Linked DNA regions of Mus musculus: region 2 is linked to region 1. A link is a loop called in an ENCODE intact Hi-C map of the cell type or tissue named here. Cell type or tissue: gastrocnemius. All regions are shown on one strand. Each heading gives the region's core, and the rest is flanking DNA. Links, peaks and the distances in the headings are about the cores only.

Evidence for each region. Peaks named below come from ENCODE experiments on the same cell type or tissue, not always from the same donor. Only the 100,000 strongest peaks of a DNase experiment are listed, where the experiment ranks them.
Region 2: it touches region 1 in a loop (3-fold over the local background); 3 of 42 quality-filtered maps call a loop at or near these places.

The regions. Positions count from the first base shown.
Region 1 is chr3:85,267,721-85,282,801 of GRCm38, forward strand. No RefSeq gene overlaps it. Among named protein-coding and RNA genes, the nearest start is that of 1700036G14Rik, 42 kb to the right of the region's middle. In gastrocnemius, for the core only: a CTCF peak has its summit at 7,681 (motif pointing left); a DNase peak (open chromatin) is centred at 7,651; H3K4me3 peaks cover 495 bases; H3K27ac peaks cover 936 bases.
Region 2 is chr3:85,166,986-85,182,066 of GRCm38, forward strand. No RefSeq gene overlaps it. Among named protein-coding and RNA genes, the nearest start is that of Gm31096, 53 kb to the left of the region's middle. In gastrocnemius, for the core only: no CTCF peak of the experiment used is centred there; DNase peaks (open chromatin) are centred at 5,721, 5,861 and 8,342; H3K4me3 peaks cover 2,075 bases; H3K27ac peaks cover 2,910 bases.

The DNA of each region.
Region 1 (15,081 bases), core at 3,927-11,926:
AAAGAATCCATGACTGAATGAGAATCTGGTGCACACAAACAAAAATGGCTTAATGTCTCCGTGTGTGCAGACACTAGTCTGGTGAATAAGCACAGATAATCTGAACATATTGTCCTGTTGATAATAACTAGAATCATGTGGAGACAAGGGCATAAAAACATAATCATGCAGTAACAATACACTGTATGTATTAAGAGAATTTTCAAATAATTAATTAAAATATTATAAACATTTACAATACAACCATAGCTTTCTCTCTGCATAACCCACTTTGGTTACGTTTCTAGAGATCTCAACTTCTCTTCAGGGCATGTAACTCAATTTATGGTTGTATTTCTATGTGTAGTGCTTTTTTCGTATTTTATGTCTGTCTCTCCCAGTAGATTATCAGCTCTGTGAGAACAAGCATAGCTTCAGGTTTTCTCAGAAGTAATATCTCTGACTCCTAGTAGAGCACCTCACGCACCATAAAAGTTCTAGAAAACTTCAAACCAATGAATGAGGTAGTGGAGATATGATAGGAAATTATCCGGAGAAGGCAGTGGCAGGTAAAGTGTCACATGAAGCAGCCTCCGGTAACCTCTCCAACCCTACAGTCACCATAGAAACTTCACCAGTGTGGTACTCACCAGTGTGGGGCCATGTGGGAGTCAGTAGTTCTCTCCTTCCACCATGTGGGTCCTGGGGACAAACTTAAGCCAATCAGCCTTGAAAGCAATTATCTATCCCCACTGAGATATCTTGCCGGATATTTTTTTTTCCTTTTGAGTATTTTGTTTTTTCAAATCTTTTATTAGGTATTTTCTTCAATTACATTTCAAACGCTATTCCTATAGTCCCCCATACCCCCCTGCTCCCCTACCCACCCACTCCCACTTCTTGGCCCTGGTGTTCCCCTGTACTGGGGCATAAAAAGTTTGCAAGACCAAGGGGCCTCTCTTCCCAGTGATGGCTGACTAGGCCATCATCTGCTACTTATGCAGCTAGAGACACGAGCTCTGGGGGTACTGATTAGTTCATATTGTTGTTCCACCTATAGGGTTGCAGACCCCTTTAGCTCCTTGGGTACTTTCTTTAGCTCCTCCATTGGGGGCCCTGTGTTCCATCCAATAGCTGACTGTGAGCATCCACTTCTGCATTTGCCAGGCACTGGCATAGCCTCACAAGAGACAGCTATATCAGGGTCCTTTCAGCAAAATATTGCTGGCATATGCAATGGTGTCTGCGTTTGGAGGCTGATTATGGGATGGATCCCCAGGTGTGGCAGTCTCTAGATGGTCCATCCTTTTGTTTCATCTTTGTTTCCAATTCTAAGAAGGGGCGAAGCGTCTACACTTTGATCTTTGTTCTTCTTAAGTTTCATGTGTTTTGCAAATTGTATCTTGGGTATTCTAAGTTTCTGGACTAATATCCATTTATCAGTGAGTATATATCATATGAGTTCTTTTGTGATTGGGTTACCTCACTCAGGATGATACCCTCTAGGTCCATCCATGCCTAGGAATTTCATAAATTCATTGTTTTTAATAGCTGAGTAGACAGGACTTTGCCATGTAACCCAGGCTGGCCTTTCCTGTCTCGACCTCCTGAGTGCTGGGATTACAGGCCTATGACACCATGCCTAACTTGGGTGTTTATTTATCTAATGGTTAAAAAATTTGAAGGTCAAATCTGACTGTCAGACTTTGCCTCCTTAACCTTTCGTGCTGTGATCTGGACTTTGCAGGAAGCCACAGCTGTGTGGCTAGAGGAAAGGGATCCGAGTCAATGAATACAGACACACTCTTAGTACACACCTTTAATCCCAAACAATGAAGGTAAAGTTAGTTTGTAGAAGGAAGCATCCATGTTTGAAAGTGATGATGTCTAATTGAGTGGCAGACAAAGTGATGAATCAGAGAAAGATTTAACAGACTAGGATATGCTCAATTCTCATAAGAGGAAAATAGAGGATACTTATAAGAGAGAGCAGTGCAGAGATAGAGAGAAAGAAAGGAGGCAGTTTTACTGGTAGAGTTTTACGGAGACAGGCTCATCAGAGAACAAGGTAGACATAGATTAAAGCAGAACAAACCAGAGAATGAGGATCCAGAAGATTAGAACATATTGACAAAGTTAGTATGAGGCCAAACAGAGAAATTCTGGAGAGTCCAAGAGAGAGAGAAGGCAGACTGACTCAGCCAGCTTAGAGAGGAGTTTGAGCCAGGACAGCTGAGTTGAACCAGCCAGCCAGAGCCCAGAAAGAACTAGGTGAGCTGATTGAGGCAGGAAGTCTCAGAGGCTGAAAACATTCTAGGCCTAGGTAAGACTGTACAGAGGCTAGAAGATTCCAGGACTAGGACTAGGTTAGCAGACTGAGGCAGTAAGCCTTGGAGACAACAATTGTATCAGGTGAATAAAAGCTAATTTTACACACAGTAGCTATCACTTGTTTCTGAAAATCCGTATCATTTAGGATGCTAGATACTCAAAACAGTAGCCTTTTGGCCTTTCCTCAAATGGCCCTTTAGTTAACCTAGACACCTTTGGATAACTAGGAATTAGCACCGGCATCCACACCACACAGCTCTGTCGCTCTTATGCCAAGCTGTATGTGGCACAGTTGCTCGAGTGTTCATTGGTACTGCAAAAAAACGCAGCCCCAGAAGATGAGCTGTCAAAGCAAACCTCCATTCTGGTGATGAAGGGAACTTTGAATCTTAAGCTGTAGCATAAAATTCTCAAAAGCAACACTGTGAATCTTGGTTGGGTGGAGAAATGTAATCACGCAGAGAAAACATTCCGAGAAGCAATCTAACACATAAACTTCTTAATGCTTCCAAATGAAGCTGAAATTAAAAGCCATTGCTTTAGAGGTGACGAATGCATAGCCTGGCCAAATCCAAAACCTCAGTGTATACAACTTTAAATAAGTGAATCCATTCCATCAACAGGCAGAGTGTAACCAGAAACTGTCTAGATGGATAATCTAATCTCTGCTCAGGTCTCTGTATAGTAAATGCATTGCTGAATATTGGATAGGAATCTTGCTCCATTAAAGGAACAAAACGGTTGTTTTGGTTTTCAGGGGAGAGTTTTGGGGAGGAAAAAGTCATGAAAGGAGCAAAGACCTGTTATATAATGCAAACCCAGAAAGGTCAAGAGACTTAGAAGAGGCATGTCGGTTCATTGAGAATACGGAGGCAGAGTCAGCCCAGTGGTATCCAGCATCATTGTCAGTGTCTCTCTGGTACTGGGAATGAATCAAAGCTTATCAAATAGAGGTTCAGCTTCTGTGATGATCACAGTCTAAACAAGTTATCTATCTGGGGACTAGTTTATATAGCATCTTTTGTATCGATACATTCTCAGAATACTTAGCCCTCTGTATACTTAGCCCTCGGGGGTGGTGGATAGTGTCAGTTACAAACAAGAAACTGCCAAAAAGAGAGGCCCCCACTTGCTGTAGCCCTCAGTCTTTTCCTGAAGCTGACATGGGACCATACTATTTATGGACTGTCAATCACTGGGAAGAACTAGATGGGGTGCTATGGAGAAACACACAGGGTTTACCAGGCATGGTGCCTGTCGTAGAGATGAAAACAAGCATGCTTCCGTTTATTTCCCCCTGCAGCTGCCATTCTATCCTTCCAAAGATCTGTTCTGGGCTTTTGGCAGCAGCAGAGTTGACCTGCAAATCAATTCAACTCCATTCACAGCTCCTAAAACTGACTGTGCCCAGTTCCCCCACACAGGTGAGAGGAAAATATTTACAAGGAGAGAAGATGGCCCTAGGAAAAAGCTGAGTGAGATGAATAGGGAAAGCTGGAGACTGCAGAACTCCATCAGCACCATTATAGGCTGCATGCAGAACTCCATCAGCGCCATTACAGGCTGCAGCCCCTCAGCTACAGCTGAGTGTCTCAACAATCTTATACAAGGCCCTTCAGCACCTGTGGAATGTGCCACTCTTTCCTCATTTCAAGCAGCTATTGCTTCACAAGGACTATTTGGGAACTCTGAACTCTAATATTGATGAGCTGTAACTTTGGCATCTTGGGGGTTCCAGCTGAGAAATACTGTGACATTTCATGCCTCTCCAAAAAAAACTTTTTTTTTTTTTTTTGAGAATAAAATCTCCTTTTGATTGTTAAAGGCAATATTCAGGAACTCGAAAACATCTTTTCTCATATTATCTAATTTGGTGCACTGGAAGAAAGGCCCAGAAAGAGAGAGGTAAGCATGGAAGGTGGGGGTGGGGTGGGAGAGGCCTGCAGCTTGAACTTGACCTGCAAGGGAATTTATTCCTTTGAAGTGGTTTCAGTATTGTGAGGTAGCCATCAGAGAAGACTACTCAGACACTAGTTCAAGCCAATAGAAAGTCTACATTGTCTAGTAGGCAGCCAGCAGCTACACTGGGTGTTTGGAGTCCCAGCGTAATCCTGAGCCTTTCTTTGGGAGAACTCTTAAGCTCAAAAAACACATCATGAATCGAAAGCACTCAGCCAGAAGCAGGACTTACAGAAACCAAAGAGAAAGGTTAGTACATGTAGGGACTTTCCCAGAACTATGGACTGTGATAGATTAGGTCTTCATTCGTGTTTTGGCAGGTGGGGTGACCTACTTGTTGGGTTCCAAGGCCTGATGGTACTTCCATTATGGCGTCAGCCTTGCTAAGGTCTGGGGCCCTGATACATCAGCCCTGATGAAACAGTGGAAGTTGGGGTTCTCCTTCTGGATAATAATAAAAGAATTTAGAAATTGACTCAAATACAAGCTCAAGAAATTTTGTTAGAGTGTGAAAGAAACCCTCAGGCAGGCAACCTGTGAAAACCTCAGCATCTGCCTGGAGGTAGAGATTGGAGGTGAGAAATAAAAATCCCAGAGCAGTTTAAGTCAGCAGGAAGGTCAGGAATGTGGCAGATAAGCAGGCACATGGTGTGGGGGGAGGCTTTAAACAAAGAGCAAGGAAGTACAAAATGTTGGGGGTAGGTTAGGGAGTAGGGGATGGAAGTGGGGTGTAGGAGTGAGGGGATAGGAGGTAGGGGGTTTAAAGTGTTAGGGAAACTGTACTTAAGAAAACATAGAAAAAATGATAAAAGTTACAATTTTCTGAATCACTTTAAAAAGCCATTCAGAAATGTGGGAAAACTTATACCCTTTATGATTGTGGCCCATACACTACTTCAGCCCTGCAAAACACAGGGTTCTGGGAAGCAGAAGTCCAGTCCATCATTAAAGGACAATGCTCTTCAGCATGTTTTAAGGTGAACCCACTTTCCTATCAGTGATCTTTTGGCCAAGTGTAGGACCAGGCACAGCTGAAATGTTAGGTCTCTACTGAAGCCAGAGATTCTCTTTTCTTGACTTTTTTGTTTTTTTGTTTGGGTTTTTTTGTTTGTTTTGTTTTTGTTTTTTGAGACAGGGTTTCTCTGTATAGCCCTGGCTGTCCTGGAACTCACTCTGTAGACCAGGCTGGCCTCGAACTCAGAAATCCGCCTGCCTCTGCCTCCCGAGTGCTGGGATTAAAGGCATGTGCCACCACTTCTCAACTTCTTGACTGAGACTTTTTTTACCCTAATATCACCTACAAGAGGTAACCCTAAAACCATTTAGGAATCAGATCAGAGCCCCCAAACATTGGGTGAGGCTGCCAAGAAGCCCAGTGACCTTTGCTGGTTTCGGCCCAGAAAGAAAGTGGTTCCTTTTCTTTGGTCCACCCTGACCCCAACTGCCTAGCCAATGTCTACCTTCTGAGCTCAGCATTGCTTCTCTGTGCTCCATGCCAGAAGCTGGAGAGAGGATTTCATACTCTACAGACTCATTGATTTTACAGAACTTTTTTTCTATTCTCCTCGTCTTGCAGATTTCAAAATAAATAAGTTCAGAAACATTGATTCTTTGCCAGGGTCACAGCTAACAGAGTGGGGAAACTCCTAAGCCGTCCTTTTGAGAGATGAACAGACGGGAGAGCTGCTCACAGGCAAAGCTACACTTACACCTGCAGAGAAGTGCTCCCACTCCCCTGGAAGAGGAACAGAGGTAAGCTGGCTTTAAGGGGAAGCCTCGGGACCGTGCTGTGTGAAGAACCCCTGTCTCGGGCCTGGTAGGCATGTGGAGGACAGGATCCTTCCAGTCAGACCCTTGCCTCTGTCCCACTGCAGGAGAAAGCAGATCCAGGAATCCACGAAATCCAAGTTCACCCTTAACCTTGCTGTGGAATTGCAGTATGCTCTGTTTCGTGTTCCCTAAATCGTTTGCAACAGGCAGCTGTGCTAGGTCAGAATCTCACAGGGGATTCTGAGATTCCAGACAGGGTAGGGACTGGGAAGAGTACAATTCACATATGTGGAGCATCTGAGGAATTTGGGGGCTAAAAAGAGAAGCTTCTAGATGGAAGTGGCTAAGATTCCTGGACCTTCAAAGGGCTCAGGAACCATCTCCGGTCCATCCTGGTACCTGGGACGGACCTTTTATGGGTATTCAGCTCAACCATCCCATCAGCTGTAAACACATTTTATCCCAACATCCCTGAGAGCCGGGTGCCAATAGCCAACTACTACAGGTGAGAGATAAGAATTTATTTAGTCTTCTCGGCTTTGCCAACCCAGGATTCAAATAAATACCAGCCCTTTGACCCAAATGCGCATGTTTTTGACCACAGTATATGGCCCCTCGTGAATGAATTGATTCTAGAGCTAATGAATACACCAAGGCAGGCTTTTCTGCAACTTACACCCCAACCATTTATGCCTGGGCAATCAGAGTAGCTGAGTTCACCCATAAGGGAGGATACAAAATAGGACTTGAATTGGAACCAGTTACATGAATTAATTTTTGTCTTGGGGTTCTGACAGCAGAATAAACCAAAAAGCCCATAATTCCATGATGAAGTCATATCATTAAAACCCTTGGCAGCTCAGCTATTATTTTACGTAAAATATATGCATGGCTTCTGAGAATTTCTCTCCTCCAGCAAACAGGGCAGGAAAAATATATTAGTAATGGCCACAGTCTCTGCTACCCTGCTGGTATTTATGGGACTTTATTGCTAGGACCGGTGCTGGCTTGGAAGTGGGAAAGGTAAATGGTCTCTATGGTGGGAAACAGTGCACTGGACGCACTTCCAGCAAAACCAGCAACTTCCAATCGCAGCACGGGGCACGCCAACATTCCTGGCACGTCTCTCCCCAAAAGAGAGCCTGGCGCAGTCCACGGAATCTTCTGAGCCCACATCAAAGGCTGTGTGAAGCTCAGTATTTGGGACTTCTCCTTTGCAGCCGGCTCCCTAACGTGGGGTGGGGTCATCTGGGGCAAATAACAAAACATTTTCTCCAAAACGCCATACTTGGAATTCCCTCTTAGGCCTGGGCTCCTTCCACACATACCCAGTGCACACTTTTCCCAGCCCTGCAGTCCTCTGGGTCCTCGCCTGGAGGGTCCCCACCCTTCCACCTGCTGCACACCGCACTGCCCAGCCCAGGCATGAAAGAACTAAAGGGACTGAGCCCGCGACACACCCTGGCTATCTATAGAACATCCCTCTAGTGGTTCTGCTGACAAGTCACTGGAGATCCCTCCTTGGGCTTTATTATGTCACAGGAACCCTGGCTGGAATGCTGAGGATTAAATTCCAAGCCCTTCCCTGTCGGCCGGGCCCCTAGCCAGACACTGAGTTACCATCCGGGCTCTCGGCCGCCCCCTACTGAACATTTTTTGCTTCTTTGTCTAGCACCTGCTGGGTTCAGAGAACCCCCGCTCCCTAAAGGTGTTTTGCTCACTCATCCCAGGGACACCTTTGTATAGTGAGTACACAGATTCAGCCTTCAGATCGGCTTTAATGTCTGTCTCTACTTGTGAATTTGGACAAGCTGCCAATCCCATTTGGCCTAATTGCCTTTACCCAAAGTATACACGAACTCAACTATCAGAGAGAGAAAGGCCGGCCCTAGCTCAAGTCAAGGAAATCGCAAAAATGTCTGTCTTATATGGACTGCCCTACTGTACTCCTCGCCTGTGATGTAGATTTATAGTAAGTGCCACACAGGCCTGCGGAGTTGAATATGTGGGTGAAGATGCAAAAGACATCAGTGGTTTCTAATGCTCAGAGGTCACCTACTTCTGAGCTTGCCAAAGAATAGCCACTGAATCCTATTTCGACATACCAAAGCTGGGGTGAGCAAAATGCTTTGAAAACACCAGTAATATTGACAACATCCGTTTTTAAAACTTCATTTAGTGGTGCTAGGGACTGACCCTAAGGTCCTGTGTATACCAGTGAAGCACTCTGCCACCGAGCTACCTCCCAGGTGTGCTACCTGCCATTTCTCTCTCTCTCTCTCTCTCTCTCTCTCTCTCTCTCTCTCTCTCCTCTCCCCCCCTCTCTCATGTGTGTGTGTGTGTGTGTGTGTGTGTGTGTGTGTGTGTGTGTGTTTGTGTGTGTGTATGTCTCAGTGTGGAGACTAAGTTCATTTTCTTTTGTTGCATTCCAGCCCTTGTTGATTTTTTTTTTAATTTCTAATTTCAGAAGCAGCCCTGGGAAGCAAGTACCTATGTCCTTTAGCAGTGAACATCTTGAGTTTTGGTGACTTGCTTAAGTCCCAGGGTCAAAGAGCTGTGAGTGACTGAATAAGCTATAGGCCTCTTTATGTCTGAATCACTCCTTGACATTTACTTTGATTTTATATGTATGTATGTATGTATGTATGTAAGTATGTATGTATGTATGTGTGTGTATATGTTTTGCCTGCATGTATGTGTATGCACCACACTCATGCATTGCCTTATGAAGTCAATCCTCTGAAACTGGAGTTACACATAGCTCTAAGCTGCCATGTGAGTGCTGGGAATTGAACCCAGGTCCTCTGGAAGAGCAGCAAGTCCTCTCAATAGATGAGCCATATCTCCACACCTGGATCCACTCTTTATGCCCTTTAACCCCTCTAGACCTCCTGTGAATATAAAAAAACAAGTAATAATATCTGCCTCATTTCTTTCACAAGATCAGTCACCTGGAGGAAAGCACTGTGGTCATTGTTACAGACCCCTTCTGGACCCTTCCAAAGGATGGTGAGGAGGGGGAGGGGTTGAGGAGTCATGATCACCAGGAGCCTGCACCTCCCTGAGCTCAGCCCACTTCCCAGAAAAAGAGAAGAAATTATGGGGTTCCAGACATGTTGGGTATAAGCCAAGAGCCCAAGGAGGCTCTGGTTTTCCTAAAAAGGCCACCTAGGTTGGGACAAGCTGGAGGCTCAGAGTGTATCAGATTCCCCTGAGCCTTTCAAAGAGTATGAATGTTTACAGTCACATAGTATTACCACATCCCTGTCTCCATGTCTCTGTCTGTCTCTCTGTCTCTGTCTCTCTGTCTTACACACACACACACACACACACACACACACACACTCCATTCCTCTCTCATAACACTGCTCACTAGTTTCCCACCTTCGCCTAGTAAGTGAAACATGTAAACAAATAATACATTATGTCTGTGTCAACGGGGCGTAGAAGCAGTGACTTTAAAGTGTGGCCCAGGGGGAGAGGAAGTTTACAGAAGACTATGACAGACACCTCAATGTCATTGCCAACAGCATTATTTCATGACCCCAGGAAGCTGGTAGCGTTGTTATTTCTGGAAGAGAAATAACATGTCTTTTTCTTTTTTCTTAAACACCTTATTTTTCTCTTCCTTTAAACAATGTAGATGTTTCCCCATGAATGCAGCATTGTAAAAACAGATTCTCTCTGTCTGTGCCAAAGGCTTCCATGGGGTGACTAAATTCCTGATGGCAGGAGTTTTAGGACCTTCAGATTTGATGAGGTGGACCATCCATCACACCTCTTTTTCTCTGAAGGCCTCTAGCAGATGTAGACCTGGCCTCAGGTAGAAGAAATCCTTCTAAAGAAGGGGCCACAGATCTCACATAGGCCCCAGTCTGAGAAGTCACCCTACACAGGCACAAGAGCCTTAGTCTCTAACGTGTGTGGGAAGGTTCAAATCCTGAGGGCACCACTCATGAATAGTTCATTGGAAGCAAATAATTAAAAGATTTAAAGTTTGCATTTTATAACCATCTTTTCATCTTTCTTGTGGACTCAACTCAATTTTTTGAGTGTCTGGAGAGATGGCTCTGCAGTTAAGAACATTTAGTGCTCTTGTAGAGGGATGACCTGAGTTAGGTTCCCAGTTGGCAGCTCACAACTTGTGGAGAGCCGTGCCGCGAGCAATCGCCATCATAAGTAAACAAGCCTTGTACGCAGGTGCGAGAGTGAACTCACTCCTAGTCACTGCCCATTCTCGGGGCGTAGTAGTGGGGTGATGGGCGAGCAACAAATCAGGAGCTGACATGCCATATCAGGTGCTGAAATGCCATGGCTGAGGGCTATATAAGCGACTCCATTTCCTGGAGTCGGGGTCTCCCTCCTGAGAAGTAAGCAATAAAAGCTTTGCTGCAGAAGATTCCGGTTGTCCCGAGTGTGTTCTTGCCGGCAACTACCATCACACTGGCGCAAGGGAGCGGACGGAACCAGAAGTGCGGGACACGTAAGGCTCTGCAAGGTACGTACAGTCTTGAAATTTCTCCAGAGTTAGACGCCCTTTTGATTGTTTGCACGGAGATTGCACTTTTCCTTTCAGTTTAGTTTTGCTTCCACCGCTGGAACTGCTGACTGGTTCTCAGTTGCAGTCAGGACTGGACAGCGGCAGTATGGGAATCTCCCACTCTGTAGTAGTGGCGTTATGGTCAATCTTGAAGCAGTGTGGCCTGAGAATCGCCACTAAGACTATAGAGGGATTTGTCAGGGAGATAGACCGTGTGGCACCATGGTATAACCTGCCTCATAAGTCATCAACACTTCTCAGGGGTACATACTGTCTATGCTTGGTTTATCTAACTTGTATTAGGGACTACTTTCAGTGTACATACAAATGTTCATGCATCAGAAGCCAGTTTCCTTTAACAGTACGTTCAATTTTGGTGAGCTAATAAACACTTCAACTTAAATAATGGCATTGTTAAGGATCAAATTCCACTATTAGTTTTGTTAACACCACTGGCACACACACTGCATATGTATATATGTATTATCCTAAAATAAAACTCCTCTCAGAATTTCTTTACTTTTTACTATACACCAACTAGTTCATATTTTAGTTTTTTTTACAAAGAAAATGCTAAGAAAATTATAATCACATAATTCCAGATTTCCTTACACATAAGATGGAATGGTCCAGCAGCTATGTCCACTGTCACAGACATTTCTTGGGGTCAGGGTCTCCCTCCTGAGAAGTAAGCAATAAAAGCTTTGCCGCAGAAGATTCCAGTTGTCCTGAGTGTGTTCTTGCCGGCGGGGACAAAAGCTCGGGCAATAACAACTGCCTGTAATTCTAGATCCAGGAGATCTCATATCAACTCCTTGGGCTCCTGTATGTATGTATGTATGTATGTATGTATGTATGTATGTATGTATGTATGTATGTATTGCATAAAAACTCAACTAAAAGCACATTATTTCCAGAGCCCTTTTTATCTGTGGGCTTTTATGAAGTGGAAACTTCTAGTTTCTTTGGAATGTCAGTTACATCAAACGATAGTTTGCTGGAGCCCACAGGTGAAAGGATGCCTTGCTAAAGCAAACACAGGAAAGACTGTCTTCCTGTTTCCTGAAGCAGACATGTGAAAGAGCCAGTGATGAAGGAGTATAAATATGACCCAGCAGATGATGGGAGGTGAGCACTGAGCTTTGGTTTGCTCCGCCTCGGTGTTCTTCACTAAAGGCACGCATGTATTGCTTCACCTTACATAGCACTGTTGAGCTCCACTTGTGCTAACGCTGCCATTGAGAGAAACTTGCATAAGAAAACTTGTGAGGTTCCCGAGGCAGCTTGCTGCCTCCATGATCTCTCCTTAGGCCAGTTGTCCAGTCTGGCAGTTTCTTCAGTGTTGAACTACAGCTGCCTGGGGTCTGCCTGTCTCGAGGACTGGTCTGCAGCTGCTGAATCATATTTGGTGTTTGTTACGGGACTGAACTGCTGCCCAAGAAGATCAAGCTCAATCCCACAGAAGAACTACCGAACAGGTCCACTTCCCCAATATCTTAATAAACGTTTCGCTTCCACTACTTCTGCTGGGTGGTAGGCTAGAGGAGATGTTGAACCCTTATTAAAAATAGGTTGCAAAAAGTTCATGCCTACAATTCTCTGTTTGCCCTCACAAAGCTTGCTCACCAGAGAAGGAGAGGGACCACACAAAAAACTCAGGCAGCCTCCTTCCTCTGAGGGGTTGAAACACAGAGGTGAGATTTCTCTGGGTCCTGCAGTGAGCTGCTAGTCTCGTTGAGAATGATGAGACTGGGCTGGACCTAGGAGGTGTCAGCGGGGTTAGGGGGTACAGAAGGACGCTCTTTAGGTGAAAGGTGGCCCAATCCATACACAAAGAGTTAACAAAGTGGAGGTAGTAGAGATGCTTCTAGAAGAAGCATCCAACGTCCACAGAGGCAAGCAGAGGGTAGAAGCCATGGCAGAGTAGGGAAGCAGAAGGGTTATTGTTGATTGGCTTGCAGGAAAAACAAAGCAACTCCAACCCTAGCAGCTCCAACACTAGGGAGCCTGCGGCGTGACCCAAAAACACACAGGCTACATGGGCAAAGGCAGGGGTTCCTCCAACAGGAGGGAGCTGCTGGAGGAAAACAGAAACTTCCACAAAGGCCCAGCAGCTGCCAAGAGCAGCCTGGCAGCACAAAGCAGACCCCAGGAGCACCAGAAGCAGCACTCGCCTCAAAAGATCCTGGTGAGAACCCAGCTCTGGCAGAGCTGGCCTGTGTCAGGAGCTCACAGAACCACACACGAGTGACACGCCAGACACTGTGCCCAGCCCTTCATGCGCCTCCTCCCGTTCATCTTCACAGCAACCCTCAAGGCAGAGAACTCGTTCTCACGTAGCAGATGAGGGAAGTCAGACACGGCACTGAAGACGGATCTCAGGCGACATTCAAAGTCAGGTCTCGTTCTACAGTCCCTGCTACAGATGGCTTCCCATGCCGATGACCAGATCTACTCACCCTCGATTGTCGTGGTATCGGCTGCTCATCATTTAGCCTATAGAACATTGAACGTTTAGAATATATCCGATGTGCACTCTTCCCATGCGCAACTCTATATAGTTCCTCTGTGAGATGTGCGCTCTTCCCATGCGCAACTCTATATAGTTCCTCTGTGAGAGCCTTCTCTTCTAGCTTTGGATACTGAGGCACAGAGAGGCTAAGTAACTTATGTAAACCTCACAGCACAGTAAGAGCAGAAAAAGGCTTCGTACCAGGTAGGACCCTACGCTTGACCTTGTCAGCCCACTGCCTCTCTGTGGGTACCTATGTGACCCAGGCTTCTCACCTTGTTTCCTTCCCAGTGTAGAGGCGGGCCCACTGAGGACTCGCTGCGAATGGATGCAAAGGCTGGCTCCATTGATGTCCCCTCAGAGCACAAGGCTGGAAGAGGCAGGGCAGGTTGACTCTGTAGCCTTCAGTTCTGTGCTAGGAGCACCTGACTCCTTCCCTCAGAGGCACCTCTGATCCTAAGGGAGGTCATTGGAGGCCCTTTAGGGCCCTTGGTTGGGGGATCTCAGAAGTCTAAGTATTGGGGCACAGTTTGAGAATCAGTGAGACAACGCATCCAATTAGTCTGAAGAACTTTCTTATTTTTAATTAAAAACTCCCCGTGGAAGGTCATGGAGGATCACAAGCCGACATTGGTGAGTGGAGCAGAAAATCCCTGTCCCTCAGGGACCGCCTAAGGGCACTGCGGCTCCTCTTGACCTTTGCAGAAGATTACTCTTCAGTGACCATGCAGGAAGATGATCACAGCAACAAAGTGACATTAGAACCACAAAATGGATAAATGAAACCCTGGCTGAGACCAAAACCTGCTAAGCCTTGATAGATAGATAGATAGATAGATAGATAGATAGATAGATAGATAGATGATAGATGAAAGATAGATAGATAGATAGATAGATAGATAGATGATAGATAGATAGATAGATAGATAGATAGATAGATAGATAGATAGATAGATAGATAGATAGATAGATAGAGATAGGTATATAGATAGGTATAGATGGATAGATAGATAGATAGATAGATAGATAGATAGATAGATAGACAGATAGATGGATAGTGTTTCTCTAGCTGTAAGGAGAAGCCACTATTCTCAAACCCTCAGGCTCTCCCTCAATCTCCATCAGTGTACAGGTCCCTTCCCTGCAGTGGCCATATCATCTGTAATGACAGTAGAGATGGTGTCACATCAGGGATGGCAGGTTGAGGTCATGCTTTAAGTCTGACCACTTACTACCCTTTGCAAATGAGGAGCAAGGTTCCTCAGAGGTGAGGTCACACCGCCGATAGTCCTGTGCACTTCTTTGTGGGATATTTATAAAAATCAAGTAGGGTCATCAACGGGGAATGCAGGCTAAGGAGCAGCCGCAGCCAAGCTCAATGAAGTCAACCATGTTCCAGATACTAGTGTACCTTCTACAGACATGACCTCACGTGGTCATGACAGGATGCTGATGGGATTAGATAAACATAGCTTCTGCACTTAGAGGGAGGATGCCCAAGCCTGCAGAGGTGACATGGTGGGATTGAGACCACAAAAGAAATAGCAGAGCCAGTCTATGCACTTGTGGCCCTAACTCCTGTCTTCACTGCCTTCTAACAAGGAAGGGAAGTGCAGGGAAATGGTAAAAGTCAACCAGCATCCACCTCACAAAATAGTATGTTACCACTAAAATGATTGCAAAGTCAGTGTCAGAATACAGTAAAGGTGTTTAATGAAAATGCCATGCTTGGATCTTAAAATGCGCAGTAGAAGGTGGAAATGGACTACTTAATCGCTAACAGGTGCCAGATAGCACGTAAGAATTTTACTTTTCGCTTTTTCCCATTTAAATCTTTTACAGTGTGGTAGAGAGGCCTTTCCTAATGAAGAAATGAGTGTAATCATTTTCCTCTGAAGTCCCAGCGCTATACTTTTAAACTGATAAGGAAAAGGCTGGAGTGACACGGGATTATGTTTTCCTTTCCTTGGAAATAAAACTACTATGACAT
Region 2 (15,081 bases), core at 3,983-11,982, 100 kb before region 1:
AATGGTGTCAGCGTTTGGATGCTGATTATGGGGTGGATCCCTGGATATGGCAGTCTCTACATGGTCCATCCTTTCATCTCAGCTCCAAACTTTGTTTCTGTAACTCCTTCCATGGGTGTTTTGTTCCCACTTCTAAGGAGGGGCATAGTGTCCACACTTCAGTCTTCATTTTTCTTGAGTTTCATGTGTTTACAAAGGTCCAGCAAACATCTTCAACAAAATTATTGAAGAAAACTTCCCAAATTTAAAAGTGGACATTCCTTTGTTTTTAAAGAAACCAAAATTCCCATGATAGATTACAAAGAGTATCCGAAAATCGAAAATCGTGACTTTCCTAGTGGACTTTGCTCCACGTGCCAAGGTGTACCATGATGCTGCATGCAAAGCCGGCACACAGTGACTGCCGGGCTAGTGCCTCTATCTCAACTCTCTCTCTTTTTCAATCTGATGCTAAGTTTTCTGCTATAGCCCGATGCTTACAGGACTGCTCCTCATGGTTTGCTCAGCCTGCTTTCTTATAGCAACCAGGACCAACAGCCTAGGGGTCTCACCACCCACCATGGGCAGAGACCTCCCACAGACTTGCCTGTAAGGCCAATACCGGAGTCCCTGGCAGGAAACATCTTCTCAGTTGAAAGTCCCTATTCTCCAATGACTCTGGCTTGTGTCAAGTTGACAGAAAACTGAGTTGACAGCAAAAGGCTTGATATCCAGCTAGGAGTACTGAGAAGCAATGGAACCCCTAATAAGTTGAATTTTTCACTAGGGGTGTGTCCTTGGAGGACATTATGACATTCTGGGTCCCTTCATCTTTTGCCTCTTGGCCATGAGGTGAGTGGTTTAGCCCCCTATGTGCTCCTACCATAATATACTGCCACACTCAAATGAACACAGCCATAACTAAAACCCCTCCAAGTGTAGGGCACACAAATGTTTTCTCGTACAAGCTAAGCATCTCAGGTAGCTTGTGACAGGAGCTGGCTTCTCATACTTCCGCTTACCTTAAATCTTTCAAAAGAGAGAAGCCTGCACACAGGATCTACAGCATAGTATCTGCTTTATCACTAGTTATCACTGCTAATCTCTTACTGTGATTAATTTGCAAATTGAACTTTGTTACAGGTATGCATGAAGAGAAAAACGCACAGTATTTGTAGGGTTCAGCATTACTTGCAGTTTCACACAGCCTTGGTGGATCTTGGAAATCATTCCTTCAGACCAGGGAGCATTGCTTTGGGTGAGAGAATATTGTTGTTCTTATTGCCAGGTTCAATTGATATCAGATAAAATCTGGATTTGAATTCTTGGGAATTAGAGTCACAGCGGGAGAAAAATAATCTTGTTTGTCACATTTTAAATGTGGATTTTAAATTAATTGGATGCAATTAATGTAAGTTAATCATACTTAAGGCAGAGGTTTTAAAAGTGTGTTCTGAGGAATCTAAGAGACAATGAAGATCTTTTGGGTTTGAGAATCCTTGGTTTAAAATGCTATATGTTACTAAATGTAATCGAATAATGTATATTTAACAATCAGTGCATTGGCTTTAGTTATCACTCTAGTTTTATGTGTGTGAGCCTGAATACTGGAATAAAGTTGTCCCTGCTATCACTAGTAAGGGAAAATTATCTTAAGAATGAAAAGCAAAAAATGAAAAAGCTTTAAACTATTACGTTTATAGTTACTCATCTGTGGGAATGAGACTTCCCTCGGTATTATACAATCATATCTAAATATAAACTAAATTGGATGCTTACACTGATACAACTTAGATTTACATCTAAATCCCCATTTCAAATCGTGGGTCTCTGCGATTCTCTACTATTATTGCCTTTGGTGCCTCATAAATAAAAGTTACAAATTAAAGCCTACAAAAATAAGTATTTAAAATAATTTGTCAATGTTAGTCCATCTGTGTGTCACTACATCAGAACGCTTACTGCTTCAAACTTCAGGCAGCCCATCTCAAATGGCTGAATAAGAGTTTGTCATGGCTCACGAAAGGAAATACCAAAGCTGGTAAATTTGCTGGTTCAGCAATATCCTCTCACAATTCCTAGTTCACCTTTCTTGCCTTTTGCCTTTTGCATTACTAGCAAGATGGCAAGATGGCCACCACAATTCCCAGTATCCTGTAAAAGCCTGGGAACAGTCAATGAAAGAAACCCAAATGTATTTCTTTTTAACAGCAATTTTCCCAGAAGTTCTTTAAGCAAGTGTCTCCAGGTGTTTCACGTTCCAGTCCATGTGTTCCTACACTCGGGTAGAAAACCACCTTAAACCCCAGGCTCTGCCAACAGGAATATAGGGAGAAAGAACGCCACGACATGCCATGCTATGCTCATCAGTTACTAGAATTTGGGTTCCTTGTATGAATCAACGAAACCATTTTGCTTCTGTTTGTTTGTTTGTTTGTTTGACTGTTTGAGACAGGGGTTCTCTGTGTAGCCCTGGCTGTCCTGGAATTCACTCTGTAGAGCAGGCTGGGCTCGAACTTATGTATATCTGCCTGTCTCTGCCTCCTGAGTGCTGGGACTAAAGGCATGTACTACCATGCCCAGTGACCATTTTGCTTCTTAAAATAAATAAATAAATAAATAAATAAATAAATAAATAAATAAATAAATAAATGGTTGGAGGGTTGGAGTGATGGCTCAGAGCATGTCCAGAGAACTCCAGTTCCTAGCAAATATATTGAGCTCATAACGACCTCCAACTTGACTCCAGAGGTCCTGACATTATTTCCTCTCTTACACAGGCACCTGAGACATGTGTACATACAGTCCCCATGTGCATATACATTAGCACAAAAAACTAAATCTTTACAGAATAATTGCTGTTTGGCTGCTGGCCCCATGGGCTGATGAAACAGCTTGAGAGTGTGCCGGGGAGTCTTTGAGAATGACAGAGTTCTCTTGCCTCAAGTGTGCACACCTCTGAGAGCTAAGGAGCTGGTCCTGTCAGCAGCCACCAGCACCCAAAGTAAGTAGCTTCTGGATTCCTGTCTTGAGAATTTGAAGAATGAACTTCAGAGACGACAAGAAGGGGAGTTTAGAAAGGAGTCCATTGCAGGATTGTAAGCAGGAGGAAGAAAGCAGGCAGGAGCAGGTCCCAGAAGATGGGGTAACTTCAGGCTGCTAGTCTAGGGTATTTTATAAGGCTTATGGTAGAATCTGAAGAATGGCCTGTGGAGTCATTAGTCCAGTGGCTCAACTCTGAGCTCCAGGTGCCCCTTCGTGTCAATCATGTCTGCACCACAGCTTCTAGACCGTGGGGTTCTCTTAGGTGGAAACAGAGAAGAAAGATGGCAGGAAACAGAACCCTTGTCCCATCCTCCTTGTTTCCACACCCCACCCTCAGCATTTCTAGCCTCTGGTCAGGGCAGAATGAAGGCAGTTTGGGCTAAGGCTAAGCATGAAGGCTTGCTTTTGTGTACACAAACCCATACACTCCTCAAACTACAGGATTGTCTTGGGCTGCAAAATCTCATTGCTCCTTGGTCATCAGGCAAATATCTTTAGAAAAACAGTCAGTCATAGATGTCGTCCTGGACTCCCTGACCTGGAATCTCCTGCAGTGGCTAAAAGGTTTCCAGGTTGGGGTTCAAGATGGACACCGAGATGCGTTGTCTGTCCTTTTGGGTGGAAAATTTCTTAGGCAAGTTATTAATGCCTCAGATGGACAGAACAGCAGTGTGGGGTGGACTCTGAGGAGAGCTCAGGCCAATGTGACAGAATGAGGGGCCATTCCTTTGAGGTTTCAGAGAAAGGAGGGGCTTCAGTCTGAGAAGTTTGTTATTTTTTTGACCCATGGTTGTCTGTTGCTAGGAGTGACCATGGGATGGTGGGATGAAGGCGGTCAGGTAATGGCTGAGCATCTCTCCTTGCTGGCCTTCCTGGGAGTCACCTTGCAGGGGAAGCAAAACTCTAGAGATATAAATTCACTTTAGTTCCGCAAACCATTTTTTCTTCAGTTTCTAGAATTGCCACAGTTCAACCAAAGCAGAGGAGCTTTACAAAATGGTGTGACCCTGGCCACTGGTAGGGTATAGGGATTTAGTTCTTCAAAAAGTGACTTGGATGGTCTTGCTTGCTTTCAGGAAGCTGTGGCAGTTTGTCAGTGCTGAAGATAAGGCTGTAGATGTGGGCGGGTGCCAGGTTTAAGACTTGGACTTTGTCCTGAAGAGAAACCAACAGACCAGCACTGTTGTAATTGTTTTGCTAAAACACAGTTGATGGGCCCGGTGTGGTGGCCCTTTAATCCCAGCACTTGGGAGGCAGAGGCAGGCAGATTTCTAAGTTTGAGGCCAGCCTGGTCTACAAAGTGAGTTCCAGGGCAACCAGGGCAACACAGAGAAACCCTGTCTCAAAAAACAAAAACAAAACAATACAAAACAACAAAAACCACAGTTGATGGACAGGTGACGGGAGTTAATCCAGAGCAGCTGGGATAGAAGAGTGGACAGAATAGTAGAGAGGCCAAGAGAGGCAAGGAACAGGACTTGGTTTCTAATTAAGTCAAACGACAGATCTGAAGAGCTTCCTAGGTGTCTACCTTGGGTGATTGTCCCTCAGCAGGCCACCTTCTGTCATGGTATTCTGACTTGAGTAAGGTGGCTCCCCTTGTCCAGCCAAGTTGCCTTTAACTAACTTGTTCTTCTATCCCTTCCTTGTGCCCTCTGTTCTCGAACTTTCCAAGCTCACCTGCCCTTGTCTTTTCCCAGCCTGCCTTCCCTGCTGCTCCGGTTCAACCTGGCAGTTCACTTATCACCAGAGCAGCCCTGTCATAAATAACCAGGCTTCTCCTGGAACTTGACCTGACAGTTTCTGTCTGCTGGGAAGAGGAATAAAGCAAGCCAATGGATCTGGAGGGGAACATCCCCGGTGAGGAGAGAGCTCCGTCCAGCTGGGTAGGGCTTGAATAAGATGTTTATGATTAAATGAAGAAAATCAAGAGAAATGCATAGTGAGGAAGACGGTTGGACTCTCCGATCGCTTTCTTGACTGCTCAGATTTATTTCATTACGTTGTATCCTATGTAAAATGAATTCTGATGTTTTAGTAAAACACTAATGGGTACCCAGTGATCAGTAGAGGAGGTTCAAATGAAAAATCCGTGAAGTCCAAGAACGTTGGGGATTGAAGACACGACCCAGGAAATACTGATAGAATTACCTTTCCCTGCCCCACCCCCAGAAGCGTTCTTTCCAAGATGACAACGTAATGGAATAAATCTGAGCAGTCAAGAAAGCAATCGGAGAGTCCAACCGTCTTCCTGTGTGTGTGTCACACGCTCCGAAGCTGAGTGCAGTGACAGTTTCACAAGAGTGTCTATATGCCAAACCTCATCTTATGGGGCAACTTACTGCACGCTTTGACTCTATGTAAATAAAAAGAAATAGGAGAAGAAAAAGAGATTGATCCTTTTTCAACGGAAACTTTCAACATAGACTAATTACCTCAAGAGCAATGTTTCTCGGTCACTTTACAGCTAGTTTTGCAGGTTTCAGTTTCCAGGCTAACCCTGTAAAGTCACATCAAGAGGTTCTGTTTACCAGACATTTGGGCATTACAAAGCTTCCAGAGGCACGGGCAGAAAAAAGGTGTGAAATTCATCTTTTCTGTGTGGCTCGGTTCTCCTTGGAGCTATTCCAGCCCCGGTGCCAGCGTTTAACGCAGGGGTGCCTCTCTCCGCCTGCGCTGCGCCACATCTAGCTGCCCTCTCTTCTGCCCTTTCTCCTTCCTCCAGTGCTTGAAGATCTGTGGAATAGATCAGCTGACAGTGGCAATGGGGAGAGAGCCAGCAAGAGTTCAGATGATGGGGAGGAGACGGAGCTCCTCAGCAAAGAGAGAAAGCTGCAGGCAGAGCAAGGCTTCAGCCGAAGGGAATCACAAACCAGATCAAGGAGGGGTGTCCACATGCAGCCTGCAGGGAGAGGGCTGCGTCAGAGGGCAGGCAGGCAGGCAGGTGGAGGCGGAGTTCAGGGACCCCCCCTTTTTCCTTGTCTTTGCCTGCTTTCCACTGGTAGACATTACTTTGGGCATCTGCAGTAGTGGTGCTTTGAATATGGGGGAGCAACCCTGCTCAGTGCTGAACTCAGGGTTCACCTAGAGTAGTCCCTGCCTTTCGGAGGTTTCTGTCCATAGTTAAGGTACCAGTGACCAACAGATCAGAAGTACTAAACGGAAAATTCCAGAAATAAACAATTCATAAGCTTTAAATTGCATACTGTTTGGAGGAACGTGATGAAATATTTTGTTTTTGAGACAGGATCTTCCTTCCTCTGTATTCTAGGATGGCCTCAAACTCATGATCCTCCTGTCTCAGCTGCTGAGCACTGGGATTCTGTGTATGTGCTACCATGCCTACTCAGTCCATGATGAGATTTTATAATTCCCATCCCGGATGTGAGCCACTCATGGGGTCCACATTGCATGCTAGTCACTTGGTCACTCTTTCAGTTATCAAAACAGCTGTTTAGTGTGCTTGTCAATCACATGGTGCCAAACTCTGTTACAGTTATTCTTTTATTCTGAGCTATTGTTGTCTAGCTCTTGCGGGACTCATTTATGAGTTAGGCACCATCACAGGGATAGTATATACGGGGAAGACAGCATATTTGGTTTGGTGTGGTGTTGATAACAGTTTTAGGATCCAGTGGGCGTTGTAGAATGCATACCCCTCAGATAAGGGGAGACTGTGTTCTTTGGGCTAGGAGAAAGACATCAGTTACTGTAATATCTGAAGAGCAGCAGACATTTGTGCCTCAGGGAGACTAGAAATCATAGCCAGCATCACTGAACCTTGCTTCTGTAAAGCTGCAGAGGAAGACAAGAGAGGGAGAACAGGAAGGAAGGGGCTGACTTCTCAACTGAAGTTTGACCGTGCCTGCCTGGTGGCGGCTCCAACGGTGATTTATGCATTGAAAGGACCTGCAGGGCCTCATGGAGGGGCTCTTAACAGTCTTAACACTGAGGTGGGCATTTCACACACATCATCCACACTGCATCCTGTAAGAAAGTTGGAGTCACATTCTATGGAGCCCTTGGGAGCAGAGTGACCTCCCCAAACCCAGTAACTGTTAAGTCCAGCTACTAAGATTTGAATCTAGGTATGCCAAGCTCAAAACACACACACACACTCTCTCTCTCTCTCTCTCTTGCAATCCTACACAGCTCCATGCCCCACCCCCACTCCCTGGGTAAGGCTGTGTTCTGCTCTTGCTTTTGTGTGCTCTGGGCCAAGCAAGGCCGTACATCCCTACCTTCTAATGGTGGCCTGATGAAGGATTTAGATACAGGCAACCATTTTAAGAACAGAAACAAACAGATAAAAAAGCAGCCTGCATCTTGGTAAATGATTCTGGAAAGCTTGTGGGGTGAACTGCATGTTCTTGCCCCTCCACATCTCTCTTTGTTCCTAGTAGAAATTACTGACCTCCCTAAGCAATCTCATGACCAAAGGTACACACTGATGAAAAACACACAGGTGAGCCCAGAGCAAGACGCCTCAAGGGTTACAAGGATGCGCATACTGACTCTCCTTTCTGTGTATGGGCCATCCGGGTCTGACTTTGCTGGACCCCTGCCATTAATTTGCGAACGTTCTGTAATCTTCCAGGAATGTTGGTGTCGTCTCATGGAAACAAGGAGGGAGGGAGTACAGGGTGGACAAACAAGAGGAAATGAAAGCTCTTTGGGGGAAAGGCGGCTGTGACAAATTGAAAGGCAGAAAGGAAATATTAGCGCACAGCTGAGAACCAGAGTGGACCGGAGGAGAATGAGCAAGGCTCTCTGCAGCCCCTGGACCAGCAGAGTGCTGATTTGTTCTCTCTAAAGAGAGATGTGTTATTGCCTGCCCCTTTCCCCGATCATCCCCCCACCCCCTGCCAAATGATGACAAAGAAGAATGGTTGCAGAATCTGCTGAAATGGAATAGTCCGCAGGGGTATTCGGAGCGAATGAAATGTGCTCCCGGGTACCTTCTCGAGTTCTCCACCAACTTGTTTTTATTTCAAATCGCCTACAACAGGTGCCCGGAGTCTGGGCGAAGTATAATATTGTACCTTGCAGCAGCTGGGTGCAGAGGAAGGGTAGATAGTAAAGAAAGGTTACACAACGTGACTGGTCTCGTATGGCTCAGGGCAGCGCTAGAATTTAAAACATTTCCTTGTCCTCCAGTTAAATTGGGCCCCATGGTATGTGTTCTGTAACTTAATATGAAAGGCTGCTGATGGATGTGTTGATACTGTGGCCACCAAAGCTGGTGGCAGGCACCTGCAGGGACACGTGCACCCTGAGGGGACAGAGCTCTGCAAAATAGCCCTCCCAATGCATAGTTGGCGCGGTGCATGCTGGGAGTTCTCGCCCCTCCCGACGTGGAAAGATTCCAAAAGCTTCGATGCAGATGCTAGCCACACCATGACCTGTCTCCAGTTACAGCCCAAACAGAATAAGCCCTCATCCACGAAGCACCGTTCAGCAACCTCAGGCTACTTCTCTCCCCCCTCCCCCCTCCCCCCTCCAAAGAACATATATGAATGCAAATGAGTGATACAATGCCGTGTATCAAATATGATAGAAAAAAATGAAAATTTCTTTTCTTTCTTTGTGACAAGCTGGTAGAGGCAATGTGAATTTGTCCTACAGCTGAGCACCAATGACTAACAGGACTTTATTTTATTTCCTTATTTAGTTATGTATTTTACTTTGTTATGTGTGTATCTGCGAGTGCTTACATGTAGATCTGTGTACCATGTGCATGTCTGATGTCTGCGGAGGCCAGTTTGAGGGCATGGGATCCATCAGGAACTGGAGTTGTGTCACCATATGAATCACCCATGTGAGTGCTGGGAATCAAGGCTGGGTCCTCTGGAAGAGCAACAAGTGCTCTTACCCACAAGCCATCCCTTTGGCCCCTAAAAGGACTTTCTTAATTGGACTCTATGTCCTTTCCATACAGACATAATCTAGCCCTTCCCACCCCCAAAAGCTATGTGATTTCGGATTGTACAACATACTCTCTTTGGATGGAAGTCTAACTATGTATATCAGTCAGAATTTGGGTCTGCCAGCAACAAAAAGAGGAATTTTAGCAGAAAAAAAAAAGATATATTAAAAGGATAAAACTTAGGTCACGTGCTTGCTAGGGCCTTACAGATCTGCACCTTTGGAACAATATCCCACTGCGACATTAACTGCAGAGCTTGCCTGGTCACCGAATGTGCATTAGCAGGTTGTCCCTGAGCCTTTGATGCTGTGTTGGTCATATTCAACTATAGGAGGTGAGAGGACATCTTGGCTAGCTTAGAAATAGCATCTTTCTGTAGCTAGCAGTGGTCATGCACCACGACCCTTGGGCCTTATTGCACAGCCTGAGCTACCTAACCAAGTATAAGGCATTGGTTGGAACACTACAAAATGTCTGGAGGGTGACACTAAATGAGGAACGTAGGTCAGTAGGTAATCTGCTTTTTGCTAAGTTGTAGGAGGACCACGATGTTCCCTGGGCAAGTCTCTGTCCCCAGACCCTTGCATAATGCCTGGCACTTAGAAGGGCTCAATAAGCATTTGCTGAAATGAATTAAAATTGAATTTTAAATTTAGAAGCACCCTTACCAGGGGCAGATTGCCAGTCACTATTGCAAATTAGTTCTAGTAAATCAAAGTAAATTAGAAATGCAATCAGACATAGACTCTTTAGGTCTAGTGGTGCTATGTTATTCATATCTACCACAGCATTTGCCCTTAGGTCTCTGAGTTAGTGGCTTTTTTTCTAAGCTCAATGACAGCTTTTCTTTTCCCAGAAGCAACTGTGTACATGTGTCTATGTGCCTGTGTGTATGCTGAGTGCTGTTGTGGGCACTGAGCCTGAAGAGCTCCTGTGTACTGTGTGTGAGGCAGCCTAACAGTGATGCCCTGGATCACCAAGTTTGGCCTGGAACTCTGGATGTAGCCCAAGCTTGCCTTGACCTCACTGCACCCTCCTTCCTGCCTTGGCCTCCCAAGTAAGTGCTGGGATGACAGGTGTGAGCCACTGCACTTGGCTCTGAAGATCATTTTCTTGACCAAGAAAGGAAAGCATCATTAGCCTTCATTCGGTGGTCAGTTTCCAGAGCATTTGCTTTTGCTCTGAGAACCTTCTCCTTGACAGGGGACAGGGAGGCTCTTTCTCTGCGTAATGGGCCATCGTAAAGGCTGATTTGCCACAGAAGGACCATTCCTATGTTCCCACTCTACTTTACTGAATGATCTCGGATATTTTGCCCAGATCATTTCTTCCTGGATGTTTGCAGGATTCCCATGGCCGAGGATGGAGAGTAGAGAGTATTGTAGGCCATTCTTCCAGCAGACTCAACAAGATAGTCCCTGTTCACATATAACTACCCAGAGGATGTTGCAACTGTACTAGAAGTCTGCATTATGGATTATGTTCCAAAATATCTATGCCAAAAAAGTTTTAGTTGATTCTGCATGAGTCATAAATGTGTATTCCTTTACAATTTAGAAGTCCAAAATGTCAAGACATCCGGATTTGCAAAACTCTGTTCTTGAGCTTAGATGTCCCTCCATATTCTCCTGCCTTCCAGCACCAGAGGTGGGGATGCTAGGCCTTCTGACTCTGAGAATTGTACCAGTAGCCCCTGTCTTTCCTGCAACCCATTTCTGGGGTCTTGCACTCAAACAGAGCCACTGGATTTTATTCTATTTTTACCGACTTGCAAAATAGCAATGTAGTGAGAATTTTCATTTCTAAAAAAAAAAAAAAAACAGAAATATTATAAGCATATGGTTTTTTTCCCCAGGTATGAGATATGGGGCTGCCTCAGACTGTCCACAGCAACTGACTATGATTTGCCTTGTGCTCTAGCAGGGGAGTGATTTTACCAGATGCACATAGTTTCTGCTAGAGTGTGACATTTGGAATTCTGGGGACTCTCAGAGGGTATATAAATGCTAGGACTCCTGAAAGGCTGCTGAGTTGTTGTTGGTTGTTGATTGGTTGCAGTTGATTGCTGTTGATTTTGGTTTGTTAAGTAGTTATGCACAAAGAAGAAATGACATGAAGAAATTAGACATCCTGATGACAAAGATCAAACTTGCCCAAGGAACTCAATGCCCCTAATCAGCAGAAAGTAGTCTAACAATAATGTTGCTCCTTTCCCCTCTATCCTTTTTTCTCCCCATTTAGAGTTAGTGCTAGGCTCAGCCCTCTGTAGGCATGGCAACCTCTGGCAGGGCAGGTGGTCCTGGTTTATATAAGAAGCAGATTGAGCAAAACACGGAAAGCAAGCCAATAAGCAGGGTTCCTCCATTGTCTCTGCTTCAGTTCCTGCCTCCAGGTTCCTGGTGTGAGCTCCTGCCCTGACTTCCCTTTCTGTACTGTGACATAAAAGTATAAACCAAATAAACCGTTTCTGTCCCAAAGTTGCCTTTGGTCAATGTTTTATCGAAAACAAACAAACAAACAAACAAACCAAGGAACAAAAGCCACTAAACCCAATACTGCTTACAAATCTATATAAAGTACTTTCTGGTTTTTTTCCTTGATGTTTTCCGTATGTTTTAAGAGTTGAGGCTCTAGGAATCCTTGCCTGATTCTGGGAATTTTGCTGGAGGAGCTGCATTAGACAGCACACTGTGCCTGATGCTGACCTCTTCCGTTGTTGCTGATCATTGTGAGCTATTTTGTGGCCATAGAACATGCTGTCTTATAGGCCTAGGGCCAGTTAAGGTGTCTAGAACATGCACAGCTGAAAACAGCAAAAAAAAAAAAAAAAAAAAAAAAAAAAAAAAAAGAAAAAAGAAAAAAGAAAAAAGAAAAAAGAAAAAAAAACCACAGTGAACTATAAAATTAAATATTTTCTTGAACTGGCGAGGAGCTGAGATTGTAAGAGTATCCATGTAGTCTGGAATGTAAGGAAAACTATGCTTTTTCTGGAGAGGTAAACTGAACATGGACTCAATAATGGCAGCATATCAGGAGAGGCAAGACAATGCTCTCATGGATGCAGAGTTCCCTGAAATGAACTGCAAACTAGGTCAGGCCAGAGTGACCACAGAGAACACACAGACACAAGGCCTAGTACATACTCCTAGGTTCTTCTCCAGTCTCCTTTATAGGTGCTGACAAGTGGGATTGGGATTTTGGAGCAGTGACCCACAAGGATCAGTGAAAAGGGAACCCCCAAAACCATCTACCTCCTTAGTAGTGGCATAGTGCACTCACTGCTGAGCCCTCTCCAATACTCACAGGGAATTCCTAATGCTAGGAGAGAGCAGGAAGTCCCTTTCTCAAGATCCACAGAAGATGCAAAACAGAATTTGGTTGCCATAGTGGGGGGGTGGTGGAAGGGAGGAGCCCTGAAAAAGTCCAGCACAGATCCACTATTTAGAGCTTGCTTGCCTATGACTGAAGAGAAGCCAGAAAAAAGACACTGTGCCTTCTTACCCTCCACCCTGAGACTGTTAGATCCCAAGAAACAAACTCAGGAACATTGCAAGAGACCAATTGAAGGTACAGATGAGGCAGACAAGCATAATGAACAGTTCAGCAATCTGGGATTCTACTTGTTTTGAGACATGCACACTCCCCTCATTTAATAAGTACTTGGCAAACTAAGACCTGCTCCCCCCATCTTTATGTACTATAGGTTTACTCTTTCCTAACAATTCATCAAGAAACCTAAGACTGACTACACACACACACACACACACACACACACAGCTGCATGAAGCTATATGTGCCACACTCACTCCAGTGAAGACTTTGTGGCAGGCCCAAAAGCTTGGACTTAGTCCTGAGGCAAAAAGTTTCATGGAAACTTAGTCTCCTGGATCCTTGGCATCCATAGCATGAATGCTCCAAATTTATCCTTTCGATAGTGTGGAGGAGGGTCTTGCATGCTTTCTTGCAGTATTTTACTGGATAGGAGCTAGAAATCTCAGGGCAAGCTTAGAAAAGTAAGTTTAGAATTCTTATTATAGTTATGTATGGCAGACTACATTAATTAATAGAAGAAAATCTGCCACAAAATCACTTAGAATAACAGCCGAGTCACTCCCATATACAGGAATTTACAATGGTTTAAGAAGAAAATTGGGTTGTGGTCTAAGGAGGAATTAGAGTATTGTATTGTTCATGTAAGGGTTAGTAGAAGAGAACTTCTCTGGTGCATGTTTTTCTCTAGGCCCAGAGGAATAGCATAATTAGGTATTTACTAAGGGACCCCTGGTGGTGGGTCAAACAATAGACTAAAATTGCATCTGGGCATCTTAGCCCTTTTACCTGGCTCCTGTGAATAGCTAACTTTAAATAGGGCTGACCTTATCTCATTTGTAAACACTGCCTGGTTCCTGCTAGTCTTTGTGTATGCATTTCTCTGTTTTGTGTCATTATGTATAAGATAACTTCAATGTACCTTGGCTGATGTGTCACCTAGCTTCCTTTTTTTTTCTTCTGTAATATAAGTCTGATGCTCGCTTTGAAAATTACATTCAGATCTGTTTATCATCCTGCCAACTCCTTGTCCACCTGACTACCAAAATCCTGGTTCCCCAAGGGTTGAGAGACTGACCGAGTCCAGTCCGAAGCACTATATGTACATCCCATTCCTAACAATAGAGTAAGTTTCTCTGTCCCCAACAACCACTGATCACTTCCTTTTCATAGATAGTTACTGCTTAAATATATCCCCGGATACACAGGCTAAGAAATGACGGAGGGCGGGTTACTGAGAATCAACCTTCTATTAGCTGACCCCTTATGCTCATAGACTTCAAAGTTAGACTCTGATTTCTCAACCTTGCCATGCTAATGCTTCATATCATGTGAATTTCTAGTATAAGGCACCCTGTACATTATAATATGACCAACAGTGACCCTTATACTCCTATCTTTTCTCAGTAAATTCTAGTATTATTCTCTTCTCTTTCTCTTAGTTGTGAACCAACAAACAAAAAATGTCTTCAGTCATTGTGAAATGCCCAGATAGGTTAACACTGCTGTGTTATAGGAATTTGAAGACAGTTGTGAACTAAACAAAGTTGTAAGAATAGTAAAAACAACTGGGTAATGGTTGTGCACACTTTTAACCCAGCGTTAGGGAAGCAGAGGCACGCACATCTCTGGGTTCAAGGCCAGCCTGATCTACAGAGTGAGTTCCAGGAGAGTTAGGGCTTCACAGAGAAACCTTGACTCAAAAACAAGCAAGCAAACAAACAAACAAAAACCAAAAACAACCCTCAAATTCTAATTTGATCAAATAAATCTCTACATTGAAGGCTTGATGTGTTTGTTTCCAGTCATCAATAATATTTGCCTTAGACTCTACTATTCTTCACACAACGCCTACTGCTCTATTAAATACATACATACATACATACATACATACATACATACATACATACTAACAAAGAAGCAAGAGAAGTAAACTCATTGTTAAAGGGGTGGTGTGGTCCTGCAGTCCTTAACCTCAGCTACTTGAGAGGATGAGGGAGGAGGGTTGTGGGTTCAAGGCAAGCAGTCCTTCGCACTAGGAGGAAAAAAGGAAAAGAAAAACGGGTGAAGTTAGGAACATAAGCAAACTCAGAGAGGACCTGGAAATACACAGTGTTGTGGAAACACACAGTGAGTGGCTATTGGGAGTGTCAAAGCATTAGAGTCAGTGGGCAATGTCTGTGGAGAGATGGGAATCTGATCAGAAAGTTGAAACCATAAGTAAGCCACAAACAAAACCACCAGGAGTTCAACAAGGACAAGGCAACAGAGGCAGAGTGGTGGCCCTGCTTCTCAGGAAGTGGAGGAGGGAGAATCAAATCTGAGGCCAGCCTGGGCTACATAGTGAGCAAAATCCTCTGTCAAAAGACAAGAAGTGGAGAGAGAAGAGAAGGAAAGTAAGAAGAATGGAGAAGAGAGAGGAGAGGAGAGGAGAGGAGAGGAGAGGAGAGGAGAGGAGAGGAGAGGAGAGGAGAGGAGAGGAGAGGAGAGGAGAGGAGAGGAAAGGAGGAGAGGAAGGGAAGAGAGATAGGAGGTCTCATAAGTGGAACTAACACCACTGAGAATCAGTGAACCTGGAAACA